2 separate regions of the Homo sapiens genome follow, and region 1 is linked to region 2. Evidence: read pairs that join two places in POLR2A ChIA-PET (ENCODE). Cell type or tissue: Panc1. All regions are shown on one strand. Links, peaks and the distances in the headings refer to the core of each region. The heading gives the core; the rest is flanking DNA.

What was found. Peaks named below come from ENCODE experiments on the same cell type or tissue, not always from the same donor. Only the 100,000 strongest peaks of a DNase experiment are listed, where the experiment ranks them.
Region 1: POLR2A ChIA-PET joins it to region 2 with 15 read pairs; 3 of 35 experiments call an interaction of 5 or more read pairs at or near these places.

The regions. Positions count from the first base shown.
Region 1 is chr9:72,863,956-72,869,346 of GRCh38, forward strand. It overlaps LOC124902181 (a long non-coding RNA gene), which reads right to left and starts at 895. Exons shown (of 2, transcript XR_007061578.1): 1 at 1-895. In Panc1, for the core only: no CTCF peak of the experiment used is centred there; no DNase peak of the experiment used is centred there.
Region 2 is chr9:72,918,673-72,924,063 of GRCh38, forward strand. ALDH1A1 (aldehyde dehydrogenase 1 family member A1) reads right to left here. Exons shown (of 13, transcript NM_000689.5): 7 at 5,347-5,391; 8 at 48-150. Among named protein-coding and RNA genes, the nearest start is that of ALDH1A1, 32 kb to the right of the region's middle. In Panc1, for the core only: no CTCF peak of the experiment used is centred there; no DNase peak of the experiment used is centred there.

The DNA.
Region 1 (5,391 bases), core at 183-5,182, 55 kb before region 2:
TATTGAGCTGTTTCTTTAGTCCGTGCCAGGGGGGTAAGTAATTTGATAAGAAATGGTTTGGTTTTTCATTTTTTTAATCTGTATATAAATGAACCATTCTTATTGCAATAATGGCTTTAATATATTAATCAGTGCTTTCTGATTAAATGCTACATTTCATTATACTGTGCTATTGAAATGACAGTCTGTATGATTAGAGACAAATGTCCTATGATGAGCAAATCTTACTTCAAATCTGTTAACTGCTTATACCTGCCTCCCTCCTGATCTGGACTCCTCCAATTAACAGGTAATTGTTAGAATATTCAACTTAAGCTTCAATCCTAATGCTCTTATGATACTTACTTCTTTGTTATTATGTTTGTATTTGTGCAATGAAGGCTTTGCAGGAAAAGGAACAGAATTAGTGAGAAAGAAGAATCTCCCTCCACGCCCCTCCTCCACCCCCAATAGCAGTTTCCATTAGTCTTGGTTTACAGCAGCTATAAATTAACTTCCCCATGAGAAAGGGGAGGGGACACCAGAAGTCCTTGACTTTAGTATATTCACACTGGAATTTGTTAATGGAAAAACCAAACCCTGTAAAATATATAAAGAGGTTTATACTGAGCCAATTATGAGTAACCATGGCCCTGGGGAACAGTCTCTAGAAGTCCTGAGAAAGTTTGCCTGAGGCAGTCAGGCTACATTTTGGTTTTACACATTTTTAGAGAGGCAGGAATTTTAGGTAAAATCATAAATCAACACATGGAAGATGTACATTGGTTCAGACTAAAGAGGTGAGATGTCTTGAAGCAGAGGGCTTAGCAGGTCATAGCTGTTTTCAAAGATTTTCTGGTGGCTCTTGCCTGTAATCCCAGCACTTAGGGAGGCCAAGGTGGGAGAATTGCTTGAGCCTGGGAGTTCGAGACCAGCCTGGGCAACATGGAAAAACCCTGTCTATACTAAAAATACAAAAATTAGCCAGGCATGGCAGTGCACGCCTTTAATCCCAGCTACTTGGGAGGCTGAGGCAGAAGAATTGCTTGAATCTGGAAGGTGGTTGCAATGAGCAGAGATTGCACCACTGTACTCCAGCCTGGGTGACAGAGCAAGACCCTGTTTCAAAGAAAAAGAAAGAAAGAAGGAAAGAAAGAAAGAAGGAAAGAAAGAAAGAAAGAAGGAAGGAAGGAAGGAAGGAAAGAAAGAAGGAAGGAAGGAAGGAAGGAAGGAAGGAAGGAAGGAAGGAAGGAAAAATAAAAAAAATACGCTGATGGTAATAAGCAAGAAAATATTTCTTAAGAAAAATACAAGAACAAATATTGATAAAACTGACTACATTTAAAGATTTCTGATATCAGAAGATATTTAGAACAAAGTTAAAAGACAAGCTAACAATGAGAGATGTATGCAAGTTACATACTCATCAAGTATTACTTTCCAGAATTTATAAGCATTTCTGTAAATTACATCACTGAAAAATATATTTATCTTTTCTTATTCCAGTGGCAGAAAAATTTTACATAGAAACTTATTAGCAATAATATAAAAAGTTACAGTAATAAGTTGATCACTTCACTGATCCTTTCAAGAAAAATTTTTATTGTGGTAAAATATACATAAAAAAATTTACCATTTTAACTATTTTCAAGTGTCTTCAAGGTTCAACCATTTTGTAGGATGTGTCAGAATGTCTTTCCTTTTCAAGGCTAAATAATATTATATATATATTTGTTTGTTTGTTTGTTTATCTACTCATCCATGAAGGGACACAGATCACAGATTGCTTTCACATTTTGGCTATTGCGAATAATGCTGCTACGAAAATGAGTATACAAATGTATACTACAGTCTCTGCTTTCAGTTCTTTTGGGTATATACCCAGGAGTGGAGTTGCTAGATCATATGGTACTTTTATGTTTAATTTTTGAAGAATCACCATACAGTTTTTCCCTAGTGACTGCACCATTTTACATTTCCAAAGCAGCACACATGGTGGAAATTTCTCTGTATCTCCACAGACCATTATTTTCTATTTCATTTTTGTCTTTTTAAATAGTAGCTATACTAATGGGTGAGAAGTGGTTTCTCATTGTGGGTTTGATTTTCATTTCTCTAATGATTAGTAATGTTGAACATTATTAATCATATGCTTTTCAGAAATTTTTATCTCTTTTTTTGGAGAAATATCTATTCAAGTGCTTTGACTATTAATCAGGTTGTTCTTTTGTTTGTGGTTGAGTGTAGGAGTTCTTTGTATATTCTGAGTATTATATGCTTATCAGATATATGGTTTGTGATATTTTCTCCCATTTTGTGGGAGAAAATTTTCATTCTGTTAGTAGTGTCTCTTGATGCACAGTAGTTTTTAATGTTGACGTTGTCCAACTTATTTTTTTTTGTTATCTGAGCTTTTGATGTGATACCCAATAAATCATTGTCAAATCTAATCTTAGATTAACCAAGATTAATGTAATCTTAGATGAGATTTCCCTATATTTCTTTCTAAAAGTTTTATCATTTTGGCTCTTACATTTAGGTTTTTGGTCCATTTTGTATTGATATGTAATATGTATACGTATTTATGTGTTACCTGTGATATTTTATTACCTGCATAGATTGTGTAATGATCAAGTCCAGGTATTTAGGGTATCCATCACCACAAGTATTTATCATTTCTATGTATTGAGAACATTTCAAGTCCTGTCTATTAGCTATTTTGAAATACACAATACATTGCTGTTAACTAGTCCATTCTGAGTTAACTTTTGTATATGGTAGAAGATGAGGATCCAAATCCATTCATTTGCATGTGAATAACCATCTTCCCAAAAGTATTTTGTTTAAAAAGCCCATCTTTTTCTCACTGAATGGTCTTGGCACCCTTGTTGAAATTCATTTGACCATATGTGTGATGGTTTATGTCTTGACTCTCTATTCTATTCCACTGCTCTGTATGTCTTTCTTTATGCCAGTACTATACAGTTTTGGTTACTGTAGCTTTGTAGTAAGTTTTAAAATAAAAAAGGATCTTCAAGTTTGTTCTTCTTTTTCAGGACTGTTTTGGCTTTTCTGGGGTCCCTTTAGATCCCATATAAGTTTTAGGATTGATTCTTCTATTTCTGCAAAAATCGTCATTGGGATTTTGATAGGGATTGCATTAAATCTGTAAATTGATTTTGGTAGTATTAATATCTTAACAATATTAAGTGTTCTGATCCATGAACATGGGACATATTTCTACTTATTTGCTCCTTATTTAGTTTCTTTTGGCAATATTGTGTAGTTTTCAGGGCATATTTTTTCCCTCCTTGACTAAATTAGTTTCTAACTATTTTATTCTTTTTGATGCTATGGTAAATGGAATTGTTTTCTTAATTTTCTTTTTGGATTATTAATTGCTAGTGTATAGAAATACAGCTGATATTTGCATGTTGATTTTGCATGCTGCAACTTTGCTGAATTTATTAATTAATTCTAATGGGGTTTTTTTTGGTGGAATCTTCAGGTTTTCTACATACAAGATCAAGTAGTCTGAACAGAGATAATTTCACTTCTTCCTTTCCAATTTTGATGCCTTTTATTTCTTCCTCTTCCTTTGATATAAGTTGGCTCTGTGTCCCCACCCAAATCTCTTATTGAATTATGATTCTCAGTGTTGGAGGAGAGGCCTGGTGGGAGGTGATTGGATCATGGGGGTGGATTTTCCCCTTGCTGTTCTTATGATATATTAAGTGATTTATCATGAGATATAGTTGTTTAAAAGTGTGTAGCGGCCGGGCGTGGTGGCTCACGCCTGTAATCCCAGCACTTTGGGAGGCCGAAGTGGGCAGATCACGAGGTCAGGAGATTGAGACCATCCAGGCTAACATGGTGAAACCCCGTCTCTACTAAAAATACAAAAAATTAGCTGGACGAGGTGGCGGGGCCTGTAGTCCTAGCTACTCTGGAGGCTGAGGCAGGAGAATGGCTTGAACCCAGGAGGCGGAGCTTGCAGTGAGCCGAGATCTTGCCACTGCACTCCAGCCTGGGCAATAGGGCAAGACTCTGTCTCAAAAAAAAAGAAAAATGTGTAGCACTTCCCCCTTCATGCTCTCTCCTGCTCTACCATGTGAAGGTCTTCCTTCCCCTTCAGCCTTCTGCCATGATTGTAAGCTTTCTGAGGCCTCCCAACCTTGCTTCCTGTACAGCCTGTGGAACTGTGAGTTAAACATTTTTTTTTTTTTTTTTTGTAAATTACCCAGTCTCAGGTAGTTCTTCATAGCACTGTGAGAACGGACTAATCCTTTCTCCCCCCTTCCCCTTCCCCATACTCTTCCCCTTCCTCTTTCCTTTTCCTTTCCCTTTTCCTTTTCCTTTCCTTTCGTTTTTTTCTTTTCTCTCCCCAGATTGCTTTGGCTAGAACTTCTACTACTGTGTCAAAAGCAGGAGGCATTTTTGCCTTGTTCCTGAGCATAGAGAAAGACTTTCAGTTTGTTATCATTGAGTATGATGTTAGCTGTGGATTTTTCATATATGGCCTTTATTATGTTGAGGTAGTTTCCTTTTATTCCTAATTTGTTTAGTACTTTTATAATGAAAAGAAATTTAATTTTGTCAAGCGCTTTTTCTGCACCAATTAAGAAAATCATGTTTTTTTTCTCATTCATTCTGTTAATGTGGTGTCTTGCATTAATTGATTTTTATACGTTGACCCATCCTTGCATTTCATTAATAAATTCCACTTGGCATGGTATATGATGCATTTAACATGCTGTTGGAGTTAGTTTGCTAGTATTTTGTTCAAGATTTTTGCATCAATATTCATCAGTGATACTGGTCTGCTTTTTTTTTTTCTTGTAGTGTTTTTGTCTGATTTTGGTATTGGGTAATGTTGCCTTTACAGAATGATTTAAAAATGTTTCTTCCTCTTAATTTTTTTTGAAAGAGTTTGAGGAGGATTGGTGTTAATTTTTCTTTAAATGTCTGATAGAATTCACCAGTGAAGCCATCAAGTTCTGGGCTTTCATCTTGGGGTTTTTTGACTACTGATTCAGTTACTAGTTACAATTCTATTCAAAATTTATATTTCTTACTGATTCGGTCTTGGCAGATTCTGTGTTTCTAGAAATGTGTCCATTTTGTCTATGTTATTCAATTTGCTGGAGTACAATTGTTCCGCTCTTATAATCCTTTTATTTATGTAAATAGGTAGTAATGTCACACTTCTGATTTTAGTTATTTGAGACTTTTCTCTCCTTTTATCAATCTAGTTAAAGATTTGTCATTTAAAAATATTTTCAATGAATCCATTTTTGTTTTCATTAATTTTCTCTATTTTTTATTCTCTATTTTGTTTATTTAGAATATTGTTTTATTTCTAAAGGATTTGCCATAATTTCCTTCATTTTTAAAAAAGTTTTTATTTTATAA
Region 2 (5,391 bases), core at 152-5,151:
CCAAAAACGATGAAGGACGAAAAGTTAACAAAGTGGTTTCTACTCACAGTCGGCATCAGCTAACACAATGCAAGGGCTCTTTCCTCCAAGCTCCAGGGTCACCCTCTTCAGATTGCTTTTCCCGGCAGCTTCTTTGATCAACTTGCCAACCTGAAAGGGAGCATTACAAAGGAGGAGGCTTACCCTGCTCTCATGAACACAGGTTGCTTTAGCATTCTAAATTTATGTGATGTTTGTGCCACAGTAAAATTTCATTTGGGAGAAACACCAAATGGCTTTTTTTTTTGAGACGAAGTCTCACACTGTCGACTGGGCTGGAGTGCAGTGGCGCAATCTCGGCTCACTGCAACCTCCGCCTCCCGGGTTCAAGTGATTCTCTGGCAAATGGCATTTTTAAAGATCTGGCACTTTTAGATATGTAAAGCTCCCTCATCCAAGCATACAGACATAAAAGGAATCAGAAAAATGCTGATTTTTCATCAGCAAGAAAGCAGAGATATAGAACACGGATAAGTGATATTGATGGCTACGGAGGTTATTTTTAATTTTAATCAGAATATCATCTTTCTACAGATTGATCAGACTTATCATGACCCAGTCGCAACTTAGCTATTTCATTTTTTATCCCTCTTCTGGCATCCAGATAACTCTATCCAGTCAAACTGACATATTCACTACCTCTTGAATCTCATCCTTCTTCTCATTATTTGTCCACCCCAACCTGGACTGCCTTCAAGTTCTATTTTTCTTAGGGGTCCAGCTCATATCTTAGCTTCTCCTTAAATCCTTCTCTGATGACACTAGGTCAGATGCTAGAAGAAATGACAGGACCATTTCTTTTTCTAGTCTCCCAAAAAACCTCATGAAGTCTCCTTCAGAGTCTGATCCAGATTGTATTATTTGTATAGAAATACATTTCCCAAATAGATTGTTAACTCTGTGGTAGCAGTAACAATAACGTATCACTGCATACCTCTCCTCATTAGTATCTATGACAGAAGGCTCATTTAATTGCGGATTGACAGTCGTCTCTCTATCTCTTTCTTTCTCTGTCTTCCCACCCAACACACACACCTTTGAACAGTGGAACTGGATGAAAGAAATGGGATCTGTGCAGCTACTTCAGTTAGCTGGAATCCTACAGTTCTGGTTTCTTCTTTAATGCTAGTTTTCCCTTTTCAGAGGAAGACTTTGTTTTCAATTATTTTTTCCTTTGTGGATCACTTCCCATCAAGATTATTTACTATAGTTGTTTCTGGTTTTTCTATCTCTAAAAACTTGGCTGGTTCTACAATTATTTCTTTTTTATTATTTGTATGGCAGCCTTAATCCACCAACATGTTCTTTGCCTTTCTTTTTTAAAGGCAATTCACTATTTTGCTTCTTTTATTTTCTAGGTTTCTTTTTTTTACTCTGCATGTCAGATTTTAATAAAAAGTTTCTATCCCAACTGAACAAGAGAGAAATAGATGTTTCGTGAGTGTATGTTTAGATTTTATGTGGTTACTGAACTAACTGCTACTGTGAATTACAGAATAGGGCATTAATATGCTAATGTTTTCCTCCTATTTAAATATTTTATGTTTCTAAATCAAACCCCTAAAAGATTAATAAAAAATAAATTAAAAGGAGATTTGCACTAGGGAAATCCTGTCTGAAATTTCTCTTATATGCCATTCTATAACACACTTCTTATGACCACTTTCAGAAACTGAATTTTCATTTAAGATGTTAAGGAGTTTTTAATTTTGTAGATAAAAAATTTACTTACCTGTCACCCTTTGATTTCTCTAAATTCTTTCTGAATTTTTTTTATTTGTTTAATTTAGGTTTACGGAAGTAACTCCATTAAAGTAGATAACTTTTGCCTTGGAGAAGGTAATAAAATCAAATATATTTTTGTAAAAGCTACAAACGTCAAAAGAACTAGGATGAAGAATGGTTAGAAGTATGAATGAGAAAGAAAGTCTACACTTTTGCTTAGCACAAGTTTAGATGGCAAATAAAAGGCTTGAGTTTTCCCAAAAGTCTAGCTAAAGTCAAAACAAAGAGACATTAATTTTTGTCTCATGATTTCATTCCCTTATTTGGAGAAAAGTAAACGTTTATCATTTTTCTCAAAGGAGTATGCAATGAAGAAAAGATAAGAACTATTAAGACTATGGCTAAACAGTGTATTCCATGATACTGTGGCATTGCCATGTGGAGCAGAAGTAGCAAATGCCCATGAAAATGGTCTAGCTTATTATGTCTTGCATAATGTGGGTAGAGTTCTATTTTATATGAATCTAATGGGATATTGCGGTGGCTCACGCCTGTAATCCCAGCACTCTGGGAGGCTGAGGCGGGCAGATCATGAGGTCAAGAGATCGAGACCATCCTGGCTAACACGGTGAAACCCCAACTCTACTAAAAGTACAAAAAATTAGCTGGGCGTGGTGGTGGGCGCCTGTAGTCCCAGCTACTCGGGAGGCTGAGGCAGGAGAATGGCATGAACCACGGAGGTGGAGCTTGAGCCAAGATCACGCCACTGCACTCCAGCCTGGGTGACAGTGCACGACTCCTCTCAAAAAAAAAAAAAAAAAAAAATTCTTACCTTGCCTAAAGTGTTGTTAGAATGGAGGGTCTTTGCTACAATGAACACAAAGGATACAGTCTATTGTTTGCCTCTTTCATGACATTTATCAAGTTCCTTAATATCTGCCAAGCAACAAATGTGAAGCTAAAAGAAAATCCAGAAAGAAGTTCCAGGGAGTATGGAACTAAGTTTCAGGAGTTGAAAGTAGGATGGGTTTTGTGGCTCCTAAAATCGTGTTATTCACATTTAATTCTTTTTTTTTTTTTTTTTCATTTTTTTTTTTTTAATTATACTCTAAGTTTTAGGGTACATGTGCACATTGTGCAGGTTAGTTACATATGTATACATGTGCCATGCTGGTGCGCTGCACCCACTAATGTGTCATCTAGCATTAGGTATATCTCCCAATGCTATCCCTCCCCCCTCCCCCGACCCCACCACAGTCCCCAGAGTGTGATATCACATTTAATTCTTTAATACTTATTTAGAATTTCTTACTGTGATGGTTTCTGGAGATAACAATGAATAAGACTGTCTTTGAGGATAATCAGCAAGAGAGAGAGACACATAAGGCAATAGGCATGCACTGTTATTATATGTGGTGGACAATGGGAACTCAGATGGGGTGTTTTAAAATTTAGGCTGCTCTGCTCCTGGGACTGTAGAGGCAAGGAGAAAGCCAGAGAGGGAACGTGTGGGAGCAAGTTTAGAGTAGGTTATGGCCAAGGATGAACTAAAAGCCTGGGGGAATGAAAAGATACATGGAATAATCAGGAAGAGATGGGGCAGAGTGGCAGAGATGGAGAAAAAGAAATATTGGGACAGGAAGCTTTTTTCTCACATTGTGTAAACTAGTGTGCGAAATTAAAAAGTATGGGAGGAAAGAGGAAATATGGCATGTACTGAGCGCTCAGTAGGGTGATAAATGTTTTACTACTCATTAGCTCATTTAATTGTATTCTGTACAACTCAGTAAATTTGATCTCATCTCCATTTTACAAATGAAGAAACTCAAATTTAGTAAGGCTACTTAACTTTTTAAAGACACACTGCTAGGAGGGGTAGAGTCAGAATTTAAACCAAGATATTTTCTAGACTTTTAATCTCCAGGGATTTTTTTAAGTAGGTAAAGTGCTCCCCCAATGTTATAGGGGATCATGGATGAGCGAAGACAAACTGATGCTGAAGATGAGATCAGCAAACAGTAGCTCCTGGTCCAGATGACCTGGAGAAGGAGTAGGCATAGGATCTAGACCAGGGTTGTTCAATCTTTTGGCTTCCCTGGGCTACATGGGAAGAAGAATTGTCTTGGGCCACACAAAAAATACACTAACAGTAAAGATAGCTGATGAGAATGAAAAAAAAATGTGTCGGGCTACATTCAAAGCCATCCCTGGCCATGGGTTGGACAGACCTCAACAGGCACATGGATTCCCTATTGGGGAGGGTCTAGAATTCTAGGCTGAGGAATTTTCACCTTTATTCCTCTGGTATGATTTCAACCTGTGGTGTCACCATTTTTAAATGTATTGCCATATCTTGAACATTCCCACTTGTTCTGTCTACAATAAATCTTGACTGTGGGGTTTGCTTTTCCCTATCTCAATTAGGGAGTTGCAGAATGCAAACTTTTTTTACTCTACGTCTGTGAAAAACAAAGAAGACATATATATATTTATTTACTTCATTTTAAAAAGACCAAGAAAAATAAAGTTTGATTTTCCACCATTTCTTTTTGCTATGTAAATTTGCCTTTATTCTGGAGTAAATAATTAAGATTATAAAATAATCAAATTATGCTCACCACACTATCTGGAATGTCTTTTTTGCTTCTCAACTTCCAGGAAGTTAAAAAAGTAACAATTCCTCAAAACCCAGAGCTAGTTCTAGTACCCATTTGGACATCATCATTCCTTCTTGTGAACCTTTTTTACAGCATTTTGTACATGCCTTAGTACCTTATCACACCCTGCCTGGTCTCTTGTTGTCAGCAGCTTTCTAAGATGGAGTGAAGCTCACTCTTCACTGTCTATACTGTGTACCAATGAATAACATTTTTGCACTGAGCATCTAACAAAGTCACGTAATTTAATAGAATGACTCAATAATTTTTTTTGCATGGTACAGTATGCTTCCACCACTTTCTTTTGCTTAGGATAGAACATCATCAATAAATGGGGATCTATTTTCCCAAACTTCACCTTCTAGTCTGCTCTCCCTCCTGCCCGCCACTTCTCCTTTGTGGTTGGGGTCTTTTTCTTTAACCTTTAGGATGGTCAAGTTCAAGCCAGAGAGGCAGAAAAGTTAGTCTAGGTACCACTGAGGGAAGCTGAGTTTCTGGCTCTCTTTCACAGTGTCCAGGAGAAAGACAACCCCAAATAAGGTGCAAAGGGTGAGACTCTACTATTTAATTTTCATAACCTATAGGATAAAATCATATTCATTCATACAAATCACTATGGCCTAATTTTCTATTATAAATCTTCCTAATAATATGACAAGGTCTCAGCAGCCATATTTCTCGTCAGAGAAAGTAATGAACATACTAAAAATAGTTTACTCTCATTCTGATTTAAAATAGGTGCATCATGTCATTCAAACTACATCTGCTTATATTCTATCCATATGTTTGAAGGCTAAAATAAGTAACAAATCATTAAAAAGAGTTTTTGTTTTAAAATTGTTGGCTCAAAAATAGTTACATAAAACATACTTCATAGCTGGCAATGCAGACATTCTTAACTTTTGCCCTGAGTAAATAATATTACCTCTGTTGATCCTGTGAAGGCTACTTTGTCTATATCCATGTGAGA